Regions from separate parts of the Mus musculus genome. Here all the other regions are linked to region 3. Evidence: chromatin loops called from intact Hi-C (ENCODE). Cell type or tissue: heart. All regions are shown on one strand.

The links. Hi-C counts contacts between places; a loop is a spot of excess contacts. Peaks named below come from ENCODE experiments on the same cell type or tissue, not always from the same donor. Only the 100,000 strongest peaks of a DNase experiment are listed, where the experiment ranks them.
Region 1: a loop joins it to region 3, with 3 times the contacts of the local background. A loop is called at or near these places in 10 of 42 quality-filtered maps.
Region 2: it touches region 3 in a loop (9-fold over the local background); 30 of 42 quality-filtered maps call a loop at or near these places.

Annotation. Positions count from the first base shown.
Region 1 is chr11:81,995,357-81,997,856 of GRCm38, reverse strand. Gm11419 (a long non-coding RNA gene) reads right to left here. Exons shown (of 6, transcript XR_003949730.1): 6 at 2,077-2,500. Among named protein-coding and RNA genes, the nearest start is that of Gm31522, 9.5 kb to the right of the region's middle. In heart, a CTCF peak has its summit at 1,511 (motif pointing left); a DNase peak (open chromatin) is centred at 1,446; H3K27me3 peaks cover 620 bases.
Region 2 is chr11:82,612,274-82,614,773 of GRCm38, reverse strand. No RefSeq gene overlaps it. Among named protein-coding and RNA genes, the nearest start is that of Gm24612, 17 kb to the right of the region's middle. In heart, a CTCF peak has its summit at 1,086 (motif pointing left); no DNase peak of the experiment used is centred here.
Region 3 is chr11:82,889,208-82,891,707 of GRCm38, reverse strand. Rad51d (RAD51 paralog D) reads left to right here and starts at 1,084. Exons shown (of 10, transcript NM_011235.4): 1 at 1,084-1,370; 2 at 1,677-1,738; 3 at 1,898-2,016. The coding sequence starts at 1,289. In heart, a CTCF peak has its summit at 1,034 (motif pointing right); a DNase peak (open chromatin) is centred at 1,097; H3K4me3 peaks cover 1,715 bases; H3K27ac peaks cover 1,349 bases.

The DNA.
Region 1 (2,500 bases), 890 kb after region 3:
TGAGTCCAGGGACCTTAACATCCTCAACTGACACTCCTACAGACCATCTTGGAGGTGGTCCTTGCACAGACCTTCCAGGGCCTAAGAGAAAGTAAGATGCTGTCACAGACTACCCGTGTAGCTTCCTTTACAGGGAGACCTGCTGGCAACCCAGGTGCCTACCTCTCCACCCCAACAGGGGCCATTCATCCTTCTCCTTCACACCAGCTTGCAACAATCTTTCCCAGAGATGGCTCCCATGGACTCTCAGATTCTTCCCTCCCTCGAGTGGCTTGGAGCCACCAGGAGCCACCTGCTTATAAAATTAGTGGGGCCTGAGAATCTCATAATATGCTCCAATTCACTGGGGCCCAACTCAAACCATCTCTCTAGGACCCCCTCCTTCCAGCCTGGCCACCTCCTTATTCTCACAGAAGCACCCCACTCATGCCAAGGCTGTACCCCAATCTCTCTCCGCGTTTCAAGCCATACTTTCTTCCAAGGCACAGAGAGAGCCCCTTCCCCAACTTCAGGAAGTCCTTGCTGACCCGGGCAGAAATTCTGTGCCAGTCATATGGTGCTTAGTCACCCAAGGCTGCCCTCTGTGGCTTTCTTTTCATTTGGCTTTACAAAGCCACTCGCCTCCACTTTGAGGGCATGTGCTTCTGCAATTAAAGTCTGGCATTTAGGAGATACTCAGCAAGGGCTGCCTGGTCACACAAGTGGAGAGTTACGGGTGTTAGAAGCCTTGGGAGTATCTGATGGATTTTTTTGGAGTTTTTGAAACCCCTGGGAGTCCCAAGGGGCAAGGAGAAAAAGGAGGACATTATTTGGTACCATGGGAGTAGGCATGGGGCTAGAAGTACTGTCTGACACTTCTTCTACAGTCCTAACCCCTACCATCTCACAAACCCCCAATAAGCTCCCTATATCTGTTCAGAGGTTGAATTCCAAGATTGGAAGCCAGACCCTGATTCCAGCAGTGGCTCCAGCTCTGCCAACAGTGGGCTCTTTGCAGGTTTGTTAGCTTCCCACCCAGCTTCCCTACCTTTAAAGCGCATTACAGTCTCTGCCTCGTCTAGTCAGGAAGAGTTAACAAGCAAAAAGCAGGTGAAGTAGAAACTGTTTCCACTCACACCCTGGCACACTACACTCAGGGCATTTGGGGCTTCAGGTCTGGGCAGCATTATAGCGGAAAGATTGGATTTAAACCGTGTCTCTATTACTTAGAGCTCAGCGATGGGAAGCGTGTCCTCCTCAGAGCCTGCTTGTTTAACTTGATGAGAAATCATGCCCATGATGTGGGGTTAAGAGGTAATGAGATACGGCTTATTAAACCTGGAGAGCGGTGCTTGTTGTGTACGGAGGACTTGGGTGAATTCCCATCCTCTTTCATTTAAGTCTCCCTTTTCTGCCAGGCAGGTGTCTGGGCTGACAACAGCCACAACTGGAGGAAAGAGGCAAGGGAAGGCTCTGTGGAGTCTGGGAGCAGAAGTTGGTGGGGCCTTGCTGCCCCCTGGTGGCCTGGATAGGCATGACAGCTCTGTGTGCTCTCCGGTGCCACCTTATGGTAGAAGAGATTAGTTACAGAAGAGCTTTCTAGAGATCTCAAGGAGGAAGAATTCACATTTGGCTGGTCTTGCTTCTTTTTTATTACACATAATACCTTGATTACTCTTCTTTTGCACATCTCTTTAAAATATCTGATTCTTTCCCTAAAAATAAATCATAAAAGTGGAGTTTCCTAGCTTCTCTCTCTCTCTCTCCCTCCTTCCCTCCCTCCCTCCCCCCACCCCCGTGCGCATGCGTACATGCATGTGTATATACTAACATCTCTCAGAAATAAAGTACCAGTTAATATCCCCATCATTTTATCTCATCTTCACCAACATTGAATGGTGTCTTAGTTTCGTTTTCTACTGCAGTGGTAAAGAATCCTGACCAAAAGACAATAGAGAAGAAGAGTTTATTGGCCAATGATTCCAAGTTACAGCTCACAATTGCAGAGAAATTAAGGCAGGAACTTAGGCATGACATCCACAGGCCAAAAAAAAAAAAAAAAAACCAAAAAAAAAAAAAAAAAAACAGAGAGCCAAGTATGCCCTTCATGTCTGCTTGCTAGGTTACTCACAGGCTGCTAGCTTTCTTCATCCTTACACAGTTCATGTCTCAGCCCATGAAATAATGCCACCCACAACAGGCTGAGTCTTCCTACATCACTTAGCAATCAAATAAGTCCCCCCCCACAGGGATGCCCAGTGGCCATTGTGATTTAGATAGTTCCTCAATTAAGATGTTTCTCAGGTGCTTCTAGTTTTGTCAAATTGAGTGTGTGCATTGTTGAATATAACCTTTCAGTGTTCCTGTCCCTTGCCATATAATATTCTGCTCTGAGAGTGTACTATGGTTTCCTTCCTCATGTTACTGTTGATCTGTGTCTACATTGCTTCCGAGTTTGGAGCTGTTATAAATAATGCTGCCACAAATATTTTTGTTCCATATAAGAACATGTTCATGCAAG
Region 2 (2,500 bases), 280 kb after region 3:
TCAGCTTTAAAGGGTGGGCGCGAAAAGCGCGGACATCTCAATGAAATAACTGCCATCAGACCTGGGTCTCTTCTTCCTACAAGACAGAAATGACAAGCCAAACTGGAGGTGGCAAGTACCTCCAGGGACCTCATGGTGCCGGGCTTCAGGACCCATGCTAAACTTCCAGTGAAGGGAGGGGCTTCCCCACTGCTTGAGGAAGGGCTTAGCCTCCCTCTGGGACCCCTGGGCCCACATACCCAGCTGCTCGTTTGGCTTGACCAATCGGGGTTTACAATCCTAGGTCATGTGCTTTGCTGAGCACTCTGTGGTCATAGCCGTATGTTATGCTGAACGCTCAAGGTGGGGACAGAAAATGAAGGTCAGATCTGTTCTACCATGGCTGGTTTGGTCAAGTCTCCTGACCTTTTAGTGACCTGGTTTCCTTATGGGAATAAACAGTATATGCCCACTGGGGTTGGGAGGGGGCAATAAATAAACTGATGCTAGAAGACGAGATGGTTCAGCGGGTAAAGGCGCTTGCTGCCACTCCAGACAAATTGGACTTTGATCCCTAGGACCCGCATGGTGGAATCAGAGAACCAACTGCTTCAGGCTGTCATCTCGGCCATCTCATCTAAGCGATGGGGCAGCTGTGACCTGGTGTAATTGTTACTGTACTGTATGTAGCAAGCGTCCAAGCATCACCCTTTCCTCGGTTCTGGTTGGGTCTGTCAGCAGGAGATGGGAATTGGGAAAGGGCGCTGTGAGGTGCTCGCTCCTACTCCACCATGGAGAGCTTCAATATTCAAGGTGGTACAAGTGGCTGGAAACATCTGGAAGGTCCTCATTCGCTAGCTCATGCAGCTCCCGGGCTGGGACTCCTTTTTGAATGGCACATTCTGACTGGTGATAGGTGAGTCTGAAGAGAAAGTATCGAGAGAATGAGCAGGGGAACGGGGTGGGAACAGGAATTGGGAGGGGGGGGTGACTGGGGGGGGGTGCACGGGGAGCCGGTTTGTGATGGATGGGTGGGTAGGAGGAAGGAAGTGACTTCCTTCTATAACCTAGCTGCTGAGTGTCGCCTCTGCTGCCCTCTAGTGGTAGAGGCAGTGGCAAACCTGCCTAGGTTTAAGGTAGGAACAACTAACAGACCCAGCTTATGGGTTTGGATACTTGAAGTAAAAACGATACATGTTTAGAAAAATGCCTGGGCTATAGTATTAGTATAGTTAACAAATGCTAAATATTATGAAAAGCAACACCTAATAATTAAATGGTACATTTTATAACTAGTGAAGTATAAGTAAGTGAAATATTATTTTAGTTTGTGTTGGGGGAGAGGAGATGGTAAAGAAAGCCTCCAGGAAGATGATACATGAGTAGGGTTTTGGAGGATAGATAAAGAGTTTGCTATGGTATCTCTTCACACAATTTGGGTAGAGGAAGTAACTTGGACAAAGTCCTAGAGGGCTTGAAACAGTGATGCGTTCATGTATCCCTGGTGCTGCAGCAACATTTAGAGCCAAGAGCGCTGTCCAGAGCAAGCTGGGGGGAATCTTGTCAGCAGGACTGGTTGGGATTTTGTCATGACGGTAGCAAGAAGCTATGAAGGGTTCAAACAGGGTGAGTGACAGCATTGTAAAGGGGAGAAGGTGGTATCTGGGGACCAGAGGAGAAGCCATAGCACGGCCCCATGCAGTAACATGACCACCTACATGGTGCCTGTCCCCACTCCAGGCATCCAGGAGGAGGCAGGTCTGTCCATTGTTTTATTACATTTATTTAGGTATATATTTTATGTGCATGTGTGCAGGTTCATGCGTATGCACCACAGTGCCCATATGGAGGTCAGAGCACAAGTTGTAGGAGTTGATGCTTTCCTTCCATCCTGTGGGTCCCAGGCATTGAATTCCAGTAATAAGGCTTGGGTACAAGTACCTTTCTGTGCTGAGCCATCTTACCAGGTCCCAGATCTGTCAATTGTACTTCCTTTCACTGAGTCTGAGGACCCAGAGAACTGAAGTCCCCCAGCCTAGAGCTGGAGACATCATGAGCTGATGATGATGCTAGTCTTACATAATCACAAAAGGGGACAAAAATGGCCTTCTTCCTGACACAGGCTCTAGACAGTCCTGTATGTTCTTGCTGCATGGCAGACACTAGGTGGTCACATCTCAGCAACTAGTGGATGCTGTGTCTATGATGCATGAGGTGGCAGTGTGAGGGAATTGGGGCAGGACACAGACATCCTGCAGCGTACAACCTTGGGGTGGAAACATGGGTGCTGGAGCCTGGCTCTCTGGCTTCAGGAAGAACACTTCTTCCCTGTCCTCTAACTTCCTTGTCCTTGCATGGGAATTCAGTGACATATGTATCCTGAGTGTATGGGACATGAAGCTCAAACCCTCTAAAAACACTTCTGTTGTACCTGCTGAGAACCCAGGACCCTCATCTTCTTGTCACCCAGTAGCCCAGAGAAATGGTGCTGCATCTAGACCATCTGCCTCTTTTGACTACA
Region 3 (2,500 bases):
CCACCATAGCCAGTAACGCAGGCACAGTGAAAGCTTACTGTGGGTTGTAGCTCACAGAGTAGCTGGTTTCAGGGCCAGGATTCCAAACACCTTGAAAGATTGAGAGACAATGGTGAACATGAGGAGATATTTCTAAAAATGAGCCCTGCAGCTGGATATGGACTGGAGATTCAGTTCTGTGCTTCCTATCTGTATAAATCAAAGAATAACAATCTTACTGAGCCCAAATTCCTTCAACTACAAAATACAGGCAGAAATAGAACCTCACTCGTGGGTTTTGTAAAACTGCTTTATTTCTTCCACTAGATGTGGTTAAAAAAATCAAAATAGTATTTTATATACTCAAGCATTTCCCTACTTCCATTAAAACCTCTGGAAAATGTTGGGCTAGACAAATGGCTAAGTGGTTAAGAGCACTGACTGCTCTCCCAGAAGACCAGTACCCACATGGTGGCTCTTAACCATCTGTAACTCCAGTCCAAGGGATCTGACCCTCTCTCTGGCTGCCTTGGGTACCAGGCATGCCAGGATTGCATAGACATCCATGCAGGCAAAACATCTATATACGTAAGATAGAACTTGATAAATTTGGAAAATATAGGGACACAGGTACTCTCTGTGAACTTCGCTGGATCTCAGCTTGATCATACAATCTGTAATGATCTGAATTGATCCACTTTCATTGTCTTCCTAACAAGAATGCTACTAGAAGTCAGGGATGCTTCACTCTGTAAATATTGAGTTAGGTAGAGTGAGTGTCCCCTAGCTTTGCAAATAGAGGCTGGTATACACAAGAGACTCGTTGGAAGACTCGCTGGACACACAAAATGTGTGTGTGTGTGTGTGTGTGTGTGTGTGTGTGTGTGTGTGTGTGTGTGTGTGTGTGTGTGTGTGTGTGTGTGTGTGTGTGTCGGTGTGTGTGCTTGTGTCTCTGTGCATGTATGTAAGCTCTAGGTGTGCTTGCAGGTGGCTGGCGCGAGTCGCAAAGCCTCTGTGTTTGCCCTCATGGTCAGCAGATGGCGCTGCAGGCCTGGCCTACAAAAGACGCTCCAGTCCCGGAACCCGGAAGCGTCGGCCGGAGGGGGCGGGCCTAGGGCGCCTAGAGTCTTGCGAGTTGGGAAGGGTTAGTGTCCCTCACCTCGACTTGCATCCTCTTCCCGCCCCTTCGTCCCGCGCTGGCACGCCAGGACCTTTTCCCTAAGTAGAACTGAGGAATGCCCAGAGTGGGGGACTCGGCGAGCGCCCAAGTGACAGAGAGCCCCCAGGGCATCCTGGGTTTGTAGGGACTATGGGCATGCTCAGGGCAGGGCTGTGCCCGGGCCTCACCGAGGAGACCGTCCAGCTTCTCAGAGGCCGAAAGATAAAAACAGGTGACCTCATGGGCACTACCCCGGGGGTCGGCACCGTGGTCGTGGTACACATACGGGGCCTTTTGCTCTAACAGGATGGCCGCACTCTTCCTCTGACTTTCTGAGGAAGCTGGGTTCGCAGGAGCCGAGGCAGAGGATTTTACTGAGTGCTGGGCCCTTTGCGGGGTCGGTCCTGCATCAGGGCCTGCGTGCTCGAGATAGGTAGTAGAATAAGACCTTAATCCCGTTTGACAACAGAGCAAAAGGCAAATGTGGCAAGGCTAAGCCATTCCTGCTGCCAATCACCTGCACCTGCTCTCTTTCCAGTGGCAGACCTGGCAGCTGCTGACTTGGAGGAAGTAGCCCAGAAGTGTGGCTTGTCCTACAAGGTGAGCTCGCGATCTGCAAGCTCCATTCCAACCCCTCTTCCAGCTGCGCCCCCACGCTGCAGGATCAGAGTTCCTTGGGATAGATGGGGGGGGGGGGGGGCGCTGCTCTGAGGGGGCAATCTGGCGGGCCTGGAGCCTGAGTGTCCGCCCTATTGGCAGGCCCTCGTTGCCCTGAGGAGGGTGTTGCTGGCGCAGTTCTCGGCTTTCCCCTTAAATGGCGCAGATCTCTATGAGGAACTGAAGACTTCCACGGCCATCCTGTCCACCGGCATCGGAAGGTTTGTATGCGAACCTGGACAAGGTGAAAGCAGAGACTGAGGCTTCAGAGGACGGGGCTGGTGAGGGCAGTCCAGAGCGGTAGAGGAACTGCAGGCGTGTGGACTCCTGAGTGTTTTTCCCTAGAGTAAAACTGTAGGGTTTCTTAGCCTCAACACAATTGATGGGGGGGGGGGGGGGGGAGGCAAGTCGTTATTTCCTGAGATAGAGATATCCTGTGCGTTGAGAGTCGTTTAACAGCATCCCTGGTCCTTCTCTACCCACCAGATGCCAAGATGCCCCCAGTTTTAATAATCAAAAAATGACTCAGTATCTCCAACAAGCTAACTTTTCCCAGTGAAGAGCCACTGTCCTATAACATAAGATGTCGTTAATACCCCCATTGTTTAGTAGAGTCCACCATACGTCAAAATAAAGCAAGTAGCAAGTGAGACCCGGGGAAGGATTGGGGTCCCGGGAGTCTGCACTTTTGCGCTGACATAGGCC